Regions from separate parts of the Homo sapiens genome. Here region 1 is linked to region 2. Evidence: read pairs that join two places in POLR2A ChIA-PET (ENCODE). Cell type or tissue: PC-3. All regions are shown on one strand. Each heading gives the region's core, and the rest is flanking DNA. Links, peaks and the distances in the headings are about the cores only.

The links. Peaks named below come from ENCODE experiments on the same cell type or tissue, not always from the same donor. Only the 100,000 strongest peaks of a DNase experiment are listed, where the experiment ranks them.
Region 1: POLR2A ChIA-PET joins it to region 2 with 5 read pairs; 1 of 35 experiments calls an interaction of 5 or more read pairs at or near these places.

What each region holds. Positions count from the first base shown.
Region 1 is chrX:107,722,639-107,728,020 of GRCh38, forward strand. All of the region lies in intron 1 of TSC22D3 (TSC22 domain family member 3), which reads right to left. Among named protein-coding and RNA genes, the nearest start is that of TSC22D3, 50 kb to the right of the region's middle. RefSeq lists an enhancer at 2,743-3,244. In PC-3, for the core only: no CTCF peak of the experiment used is centred there; a DNase peak (open chromatin) is centred at 3,383; H3K4me3 peaks cover 887 bases; H3K27ac peaks cover 2,235 bases.
Region 2 is chrX:106,946,795-106,952,176 of GRCh38, forward strand. The region is part of intron 14 of MORC4 (MORC family CW-type zinc finger 4); the gene reads right to left. Among named protein-coding and RNA genes, the nearest start is that of CLDN2, 29 kb to the left of the region's middle. In PC-3, for the core only: no CTCF peak of the experiment used is centred there; a DNase peak (open chromatin) is centred at 2,017; H3K27ac peaks cover 2,787 bases.

The DNA.
Region 1 (5,382 bases), core at 325-5,324, 780 kb after region 2:
TCCCTTCCCCTTATGCCTTCCAGCTGGGAAAATTTACCTCCATAATTTTTCCAAGCCCTCCTCTTATTTTCCACCCTCCCTATTGTCCATCTACAAGCAGGAAATAGATATACCTGAAAAAGGCGGTTGGTAAAACTAACCTTGGTAAATGGAGTCACTGTCCTCCTTTCCCCTGCCCATGCTAGTTGCCATTATCATTTAATTCAATTCAAATCAGTTCAATTCAAAGTTGTATGCTTATTCAAAGCACAAGGCACATTTCAAGGAAATTAAAAAAAGTAAATTGGCAGTACAAATCCAAAATTGTGCTTCCTTCCAGAATATTCTAGGTCTGTGGCCAATTCAGAAGTCTCCCTACTGGTTAGACCTTAGTGAAATGTTTGCTTCAGGAAAAAGCCTCGGGCTTGGGGGTGCTTGGGTTGGGGGGTGGCCTGGGGTTGGGAAGGACCATGCCACTACCATCTGGGGCATCATTTCATGGGGCAGAATGAGGCATGCTTTTCTTCTCCCCACCCTGCCCCTCAACTGGTGCCCACCTAGATAGGATAATGCAGCAGCACGAAACTTAGGGTTTCTGTGGGATCTACCACTCCTTTAACATTGTGGCTGATAGTGCCAGGAAAGGTCTCTCACCCTGATTCCCTTCCTTAACTGCAGGGCTTTGTAAAGCAAGGGAACAAGGCACAGGTATTTGCTTTCTGAGTTGCTAGTCCCTTTCTTCCAAGAAGGTGGTCTTTGTTTAGCATGGGCTCACCTCTCCGTGCCAACTTCTCGATCTTTGTCCTTTAGCCAGCTCCTCTCAGCCTTATACTTATCCCACCTCTTTCAGAGGCAGGTGCTAAGGTTCCTTGCCCTCTCCTACAGACCAACAAGCATCTTCAGGTAGGCAAACAGGCTCCCTCGTCACAGCCCACCCTTTGGCAATCCCAGTGTCCTGCAGCCTTCCCAGGGGCTGAGAAAGAAAGCAGCAAGACTATGCCACTCTCCACATTTATGTGTCTGCACCAGCCCTCCACCAGTCTATCCAGGCCAGCGGGACACTGGCAAGGCCTCTCTCCATCCACTCTGCTCTGTGGAACAGTTCCAAGAGCCGAAATTCCAAGCCATTTTCTCTGGCAGTTGCCAGGGTTACTTTGAGTAGCATGTGAAGGACTTGGGGGCTATTGGCAATGCTTGGAAGACAGCAACCAGGAGGATCTTGTTGGGGATGGGGGTGCAGCAGACGAGGGGCTTGTGAAGAGGGCAGGAGCACCTGCCTCCATTGTGGGCCTCGCTATAGAATGGGTGATCTTTGAAGTGGCAGAGGTTCTCTAGGGAACAAAAGGATGGTTAATAATGCTGGGCTCTTTAGTTCCTTGGCTGTGATGGGTAAGCACTGTGAGCCTCCTAGGGCCCTCGCTTACCTCACAGCAGAGCTATTCACCATGAGCTCATTTGAGGTAGCTCCTTGATTCTCAGTTGTGGGACTCTATCACATGTGAAGAGGGGCTCTGCAGATTGCAAAGGGCCTCTGGCTCTCCAGTCATCACCAACCGCTGCCTCCCACCTTCCAGGATGGATAGAAGGCAGCCTAGCTGGGGTGGGGGCAGTGGCAGGAGGAGGCAGGGGGCACACTATTGCCAGAACAGAAAGAAAAGGAGAAACAGGGCCAGCTTCTCCCTGGGGAGGGCCCCCCAACCATGGGAACAGCACCAGGGATCTCAAAGGAGTGTTGGAAGGGCTTAAGGAAGGTCTCCTGGCCTGGTTTGAGAATCACTGACAAGGAATACACACAACTTCTCGGAAGAAAGAGTAGCATGGAAGCACGTGCATTTGTGCAAACACCCTCTCCAGCCTTTCACACAGTCTAATAATTCACAGATAGCCAGGCAGAGTGGGGCATCCGCCCCCCTTCCCCTATGTTGTCACCTTCCCCATGACCCCAAAGGGACAGTAAGGCCACAAGACATAGCAAGATAGCAATGCAGGACACTCTAGCCCATGCCAGAATGTCAAAAGTCATGGCCTCTGCGCTCTCTGACATCCAGAGCTAGCTGTGTGCTGTGCAAGGGTGACAGGTGACAGGGTCTTAGGGGAAGCTTGAGGTGGTATTCAGATGGACACGGGGGAACCAATTTGAAGCCTCATACTGCATACTGGGAACGGGAAGTCCTGGCACTGCCAGAAGCACAGTTTTCAAAGATATCAATCATGCATTATAATGGGCTCTTTTAAATGAAGGAGAAATAAAAACAAGTACCATTTGTGCACAATCAATCATATGGACGCCTAAGAAATGATTCCCACAGGCTCCTCTTGAGGACAGTTCTAACTAGAGCCAGTCCTGGCATAGAGGCCCTCTGTGACTTGAGAAGTGTGATCTGAAGGGTGGTGAGAAAAAAAAAATCCCTCTCAGTCAGAGCTGTTTTCCAGACCACTACTGTGGTCCTTACAAATGCCACCATGAGAATCATGCCTTTGGATTCCAATGATCTCTCCTGGAGTTCTTCATTTATACTTTGAGGAATGAGAACGCCTTCTTTTCCAATGCAAAAAGCCCTGGGAAGGTGCCATATTCAACACTATCAGTTCAAATACTTCAGTATGAACTAAATTATAGTATTACTTTCAACAGAGTAGTCAGTGGCCAATCAGTGTCAGCAGACAATTGGACACACAGCAGGTAAACCTTGATGGTGGGCTGCAGTGGGCCTAAGGGAGATTGTGGAAAATGCAGGCGTCCTGGGCTGCAGCCCTAGCATGTCTAGTGGAATAGGCGTGGGGCGGGAGAAGGGTATTTCTCAGGTGTTTTGGACGCAGCTCTTTTGACACCAGTCCATGGAATTGCTTTTAGGAACTGCTGGCCTAAAGGTAAGAGCCAAGAAAGGGTCTATCTGAAGAGCCCCTATGGTGCCAGGGGCACTGAGACCCATTTCGTGTGACACATTCGGACGAGGCTTGGCATATTCTAGGCCTGCTGTCTGTTCTGCCCTTTCTTTCCCTCTCACTCCTGAAGGTTTGACCAGAATGTGAGTGAGATCTACTATGAGAGAGATGATCCTGAACATGCTGTGATTTATATTCAAATCTTTGGCAATTTTTGCCTCTCTGTTAAGAGGAACGGATGCCTTTTAAGATACTTCACAGCGGTCAGTGGAAACTCTCAGCCTGGCAGGTCAGGGACATGCGGCGGGGGAGGGGTGGGCATCGTTGTGGGAAAGAGAGAACCCAGCATAGAGAAGGGGAAGGGACTGGTTTTTCTCTAACAGCACAGTTTGGTCAATGAACCGGCCCAACCTCCCTTCTACAGGAACCAGCTCTTCTCCAGCCTTGTGGCTGTCACTGCCCGGTCAAACCTGGGTCAATTCCCAGGTGAGCTGAAGGGGTGTGACTCATTCCCCCCTCAAAAACCTGCTGGGGCTGACTATAAAGACTTGCCAGGATCTCTGCAAACATGCCTGTCCCCACCCTGATCCAAGCCTGGAACTCACCCCTGCCTACCATCCTCACCCCATTCCATTGCTTGTGAGCCCCTCCCTGGCAACAAGGCCATCTCCCCTGCTCGCTGACTCCCCTCTCCAAGGGGGAGTAGGAGGGGAATTTACTGTTGTCTGTGGTATGCATCCAGACTGTCTTTTGGCCTTATTTTATTTTATTTTATTTTTATGTTTAATTTACATTGTTTGCTAGGTTTGGGCTTAAATAAACAAAAGCTATGCTTCTCCCCAAGGCCTAGACTTCCTGGTTGCCTGCCAGCAACAGAGTGACCCTTTTAACCTCTTCTCTTGCTCCTTGAGACATTCAGTGTTGGGGGTGGGGTTGAAATAAAAAGATATTTAGGGTCAAAAACCTGGAAATTCTTAGTGCCAGCCTAAAATAACATCCCCGGCCCTTGCCGGCATTATGAATGTTAAGCACTGAAGCCACCTTACCAAGGACAGGGTTCTTTTAAAGCCCACAGCAAGATTGCAAAAATAAAGCACATAAATGGAAAATTCTAAGTATTGGCATTGATTTCTTTTCTTTCTTTCATCTTCTTTTTTTTAATCTACTCTACAGATGTCTTCGTACCACCAAGCAAAGACAGAAGTGCCCAGGTCTCTGTGGGTGGGGCCTCTGTGGCACGAGCAACCTTAAAGACCTATAGACACCAGAGCATGGTGGGCCTGACCAAGAAGGCTTCCTGCCAAAGCTCATACACCTTAAAAAATAAAAGGAACACTAGCCCCTATGTCCTAGGGATAGAGCTCTAACAGCAAACTAACGAATCCTGGTCAACAGTTCTGACATCCTGTTATTTGCTAAAACTAATAATACCATGGAGTTTGTTGACAGAGTTGCAGAAGAGCTAAAGTAAATATGGAAACCGAGGAACAGCCAAGTATAGACAGTTACTAGCTCAGCAGTTGAGGGGACGAGAGTTTCACAGATACTCCTTGGACATCTTGGGGCACCGGGGACTCAGCACGATTGGGAGATAACCCAGAAGGCATTTGTCATGTCACAGGGTGATTTATCTCCAACAATAGGCTGCTGCAATGATGGGTTTGGCCTACAGAGCTGATACTGAGCTCTCAGACAGACAGCAATGATATGAAAAATTGAGAGGGACTCCCTTGATGCATTTGTGAAGGGAGTTATGCCCCAAGAAACATCACTTTAGTTCCCATTTTAAACGAACGTGTTCAAGTGGGAAGAAAATATGTCAGAAGGCCAGAGTTCTTTTCCACCTTGGCCACTAGCCAGCTGGCGACTTCATGGAAGACCTCTAAACTCTCTATGCTGCTAGATCCGCATCCCTGAAATGGGAGTAATGCCACACAAGGTATGTATGTTTTATGGATACCCTAATGTCTGGAAACATAAACAAATCATTTTATTTATTTTTTTTTTTTACAGATTAAAGATGTCTTTGATGACTTTATAAATATTTACCTATGGACTTTATGGACACCCTGTAGGTAGCATAGCTGAGCTCTTTGGAGAGCGAAAAAAAGGGCTACGTGAATGTGATAAACTCTATGATAAATAGAAATTCTGGTTCCCAAACACCGCTGGCAAAATGGCTCCCCAAGTGAACAGCCCTTTTCACACTGTTTCAAATTCGTCTTTCTAACCTTCTGTCCAGTTTCAATGTTTGTTCTCATGGTTTCACATATACTGCTATGGGGAGGGGGTAGTTTGAGAAGTTGTTGTTAAAATGGAGTCTATATTTAAATTATTCTCCTGAAGGTCCTAGCAATGTTTCCCTGTATGTAGAACTTCTAATTTGCACAACGTTTTGACCCGAAGAACCACTTTGATAGTACAAACAATCAGTAATCAGTAAGACCTCTATTCTTTCTAGCACGACTGAAGGCACAGTCAGACAGGACCACGACTGAAAATGGGCCGTGCAAGGTC
Region 2 (5,382 bases), core at 124-5,123:
ACACGCCCAGCTAATTTTTGTATTTTCTGTAGAGACAGGGTCTTCCTATGTTGCCCAGGCTGGTCTTGAACTGCTGGGCTCAAATGATCCTCCCGTCTCAGCCTCCCAAAGTGCTGGGATTACAGGTATGAGCCACCATGCCCAGCTTCTTTCTTCAATTTTAATATAAGCATCTAAAAATATAATTTTCCCTCTGAGTATTTCTTTAGCTTCAACCCATAGTTTCCATATGTTTTGTTTTAATTTTCATATTTTCAATATATTTTTACATTTCCAATGTGATTTTTTTTCTTCTACCCATTTATTTTGGAAATTAAGACGTGTCATTTAATTTCCATATATTTGTGCATTTTCCAAATTTCCTTAGGTTGTTGATTTCTAATTTAATTATATTGCGATTGGAGAACATCCTTTGTATGATTGTCAATATTTTTAAATTCACTGAGGTTTGTTTTACAACCTAACATACAGTCTGTCTATCCTGGAGAATATTTCACGTGCATTTGAGAAGAATACATACTATGTTGTTGCTGGGTGAAGTTTTCTGTATGTATGTCAGGTCTGGTTGGTTCAGAATGTTCTTCAAGTCTTCTAGTTCCTTGTTGATCTTCCTAGTTGTTGTATCCGTTATTGAAAGTAGGGCATTGAAGTCTCCAACTATTATTGTTGAATTGTCTATTTCTCTCTACAATTCTGTCTGTTTTTGCTTTGTGTATTTCTGGGGCTCTGTAGTTAGGTATATATATATATACCTGTAGTTAATCTATATATATATATTATATATATATATATATATAATATATATATATATAAAACACACTTTAGATGCAAAGATACAGATAGGTTGGAAGTAAAAGGATTGAAAAAGATTCAACATGCAAACATGGTTATACTAATATCAGACAAGATAGACTTTTAAATAAAAAATGTTACTGGATATAAAGAGGGACCTTTCATAATGATAAAGTCCATCAGGAAGATGTAATAAGTACACTCACATATGGACCTAACTACAGAGCCCCAGAAATACACAAAGCAAAAACAGACAGAACTGTAGAGAGAAACAGACAATTCAACAATAATAGTTGGAGACTTCAATGCCCTACTTTCAATAATGGATACAACAACTAGATATATATAAAATCTGATATCTGTCTTTTGATTGGATTGCTTAATCCAGTCACATTTTCTGTTACTGATAAGATAAAATTTACATCTGCTATTTAGTTTTTTAATTTTCTACAAGTGTCACGCCTTCTTTGTTCCTTTGACCCATCTTTATTTTTCCTCTTTTTATATCATGTATTTTCTAGTATAACATTCACGAATCTAATAATACATTGTTATAATTATTACTTTATGCAATGTTACATCTTCCAAGGAAGCCAAGAGAAGAAAGCAGAGCAAGCACATATTTACAGAGTTTGTTTCATTAACCTTTTTATTTTCCATTTTTTAATTGTCATTTCAGACTGTAGATCTGAGTTACTATCTGGCGTCATTTCCTTACTCCAATGTAACTTTATTCCCATCCACCTCCTTTGTGCTATTTTTTGTCAAATATTTTACATTTGTATATGTTATAAGCACAACGATAAATCAATATATATATATGCAATTATATACAAATACATATTGCTTTATGTTATTTAAATTGGTTAAGAATAGAAAGAGGAAGAAATATTCTATTGTTTTGTGCTCTTTAATTAACTACACAGTTACTTTTATAAGCACTCTTTGCTTTTTCATGTGAATTCAGATTACTGTCTGATATTGCTTGCTTTCATCCTAAAAAAATCTCTCTAGTATTTCTTGTAAGGCAGGTCTGCTGGCAACAAATTCCTTCAGCTTTTATTTATCTGGCAATGTATTTAGTTCACCTTTATTTCCTAAAGGTAATTTTATTGTATTTAAGATACTTGGTTGTCAGTCTTTCATTCAGTCCTTTGAATACGTCATCACGCTGCCTTCTTGTTCCCATTTTTTTCTCATGAGAAGTCATCAACTTTAATTTTCTTGGGATTCTCTTGTACATGATGAATCATTTTCTCTTTGCTTTTGGCTTTCAATATTTGCACTATGATGTGTCTGGCAATGAATCTCCGTATTTATCCTATTTTGAGTTTGCTGAGCTTCCTAGATGTATACATTAATGTTTTTCATCAACTTTTGGGAAGTTTTTAGCCATGATTTCTTGAAATATTTTTTCTACTTCATTTTCTCTCTATTCTTCTATTATGCATATGTTGGTGCATTTCATGGCGTTCCACATTTCTCTGAAGCTCTGTTCATTTTTCTTTTCCACTGTTCTTCAAATTGCATAATCTATAACTTATCTATCTTCAAGTTTTTTTATTCTTTATTCTTCCAACTCTAATGTGCTGTTGAGTCCCTTTAAAATTTTTTTCATATCAGTTATTATACCTTGCACCTTCAGAATTTCCATTTGATTCTTTTTATAGGTTCTGTCCATTATTAATATTCTCTACTTTAATTCTTTAGACATGGTCTCCTTTAGTTCTTTGAATGTGTTTACAACAGCTGCATTGAAGTATTTGTCTGATAAATCCAATATCTGAATCTCTTCAAGAGCAGTTTCTATTGCTGTTCCTCCCCACCCTCTGCTCCCATGTAGAGGTCACACTTCCCTGTTTCTCTTCATGTTTCATAATTTTTGTTGACAACTGGACATTTTAGATAATATAGCAATTCTGGACACTGATCTCCCCTTCCCTATGACACTGATGTTGTTGTTTGCTTGGTTGTTTATTTAGTGACTTCGCTGAACTGACTCTATGCAGTCCATTTCCCCTGTATTATGCAGCCTCTGATGTACTTGTTCAGATTTTTTTTCTTGATTTTAATCTTTCACCTGGCAACCTAGTTCATACCTGGTTTGGCACAGGCCACTTATTAGTTAAAGGTTGTGCTTAAGTCCCTTCAGCTGGTTAGATTTTTACCCTTTTCCATTGAGTGTGTGCGAGACTTGGAGGTTACTACCAAAGTTCAAGAGTATGCTTCTGTCCCACATTCAGCCAGGTACTAATAGCTTAGATTTTCCCTCTTCAATCACCCTGGAGGTAGCATAGCATTGAACATGTACACAGTCTCCTAGATTGCCAAGGATGTATGTGATTTCATTTTTAAGCCTGGTTCCCAGGAGGTGCCCCTGGGTCAGAGTAACATCGTTCAGCCAGTGGTTGGTTAGAGGTTGTGCTTAAACCCCTAGTGCCAGTGAGGCTCCTCTTCTTTACTGTTTCATCTGTGTTCAGCTTGAGGACGGCTTTCAAGTCCACCTTAGGTCCTGCTCTGATTGCTTCTGAGTGGGTGTAGCCCTGTGCTTATACACAGCCTTTCTGACACCCAAGACTATGATCCGAAGAGGGCTCTTGACTGTATTTCCCTGATTCTCTCTGTTACCAAACTTATGATCGCTTGCACATTTTGCTTGCTGAAACTTGTCATGGAGTTATAATTGCCCTCATAATTGTTCTCCACCAAGATCTCCATTATTTTTGACAATGCCCCTTAGTCACAGAATTCTTCATGTTCTGCTCCACATAAAGTCAATTCCTTTAGGTAGAGCTGTGGCATTCCTCATCCTTAAGGCCTGCCTCTCTCTTTAAGCAGAATCTCTGGCACAGTGTGCAAGAACTAGAGACAACAACAGTAACATACTTCTCCCAGAGTAAAATCCCTTCTTTATGAATGGGTACTGGGGTAATTTTTGGCTTACTTCTTCCAGCATAGACTTCTGACCTATGAGCAAGCTCGGGTAGGAACAATAGGGGCATGGTATTACTAACTTGCTGTTCCTTTGTGAGTGCTCCCACCCTATAAGTGAGGGCTTTGTTGGGGAAGAGAAGGCTGGGAGAAGAGAGACCCAGTCTTCGTGGATCTGCCTGGAATAGAGCTTCTACAAAACAGAACTGGAGAGGAGATGAGAAAAGCCAGAGGCCTGCTCCTCCCAGGTAAAACCATAGCTCTAGACAATGAGCTAGGGGATGAGGGAGCCCCCATCTTCTAGACCACACCCACATGGATTAGAATTCCTTTGAGTAGTTTTCATAAAATAGAGCTTGGAGTGGGACAGCTTGTGGTTCAAATGCCACTGACTCTTGCTGTTCTTCCTGAGATTTAGAAGATTTCTTGAATATTTCTCCCTTTGCTGTGTGCCCCTAGGACACTATCCAGAAACACTGATTTTTTTTAAATATATTTTTTCAAGTTAAACAGTTATTTATTGGTGACAGAGTCCACTATGCTCCTCATTTCTCCATTCTGGAAGTTGCTTCCCTAGATCATATTTTTAAATGTTAATACTGGCCCCTGAATCAATCTTATTCATTTGCAAAATTGTTCATCTATTTCTACCCCTTGTTTGTTATTTCAAGTATTCCTTTAGACACAGTAGAATGTCTCTACTTCTCTCCCTCCACTGTTAACAGTGCAATTCAGAATTTGTTAACCTTTAAAAATATGAACTAATTAGCCTTTGACATATAGCTTACTCAAATCTAAATATCTAAATAAATTACAGCCACTAATTCTTGCCTTCATTCAAATGCTTACGGTTACTTTAGATCTTTCTTTTTTTTTGAGACAGGGTCTTGCTCTGTTGCCCAGACTAGAGCACAGTTGCGCAATCACAGCTGGCTCACTGCAGCCTATGCTCAAGCGATCCTCCCACCTCAGCCTCCAGAGTAGCTGGGACCACAGGCGCACGTCACCACACCTGGCTAATTTTTTATTATTTGTAGAGAAGAGGTCTCACTGTGTTGCCCAGGCTAGTCTCGAACTCCTGGGCTCAAGCAACCCTCCTGTCTCAGCCTCCCAAGTGCTGGTATAAGAGGCGTGAGGTACTGCACCCGGCCACTTTAAATCTTATTTTGTATCACTCATAAGAGAACTATACATATTTAGCCAGGCGCAGTGGCTCACACCTGTAATCCCAGCACTTTGGGAGGCCAAGGCGGGTGGATCACGAGGTCAGGAGTTTGAAACCAGCCTGACCAACATGGTGAAACCCTGTCTCTACTAAAAATACAAAAATTAGCCGGGCGTGGTGGCACGCGCCTGTAATCCCAGCTACTCAGGAGGCTGAGGCAGGATAATCGCTTGAACTCGGGAGGTGGAGGTTGCAGTGAGCCGAGATTGCGCCACTGCACTCCAGCCTGGGTGACAGAGCGAGACTCTGCCGCAAAAAAAAAAAAAAAAAAAAAAAAAAAAAAGGAAAGAAAACTATATGCACTTTATATGTAAATATTGGGGATACTTACATATCAAATTTTGACTACTCAAACCTCCTTCATCTTTGATCTTGTCACTACCCTAGAACAGGGCCTTTCATAAAGTAGGCACTCAAATACAGTCGTGCATTAC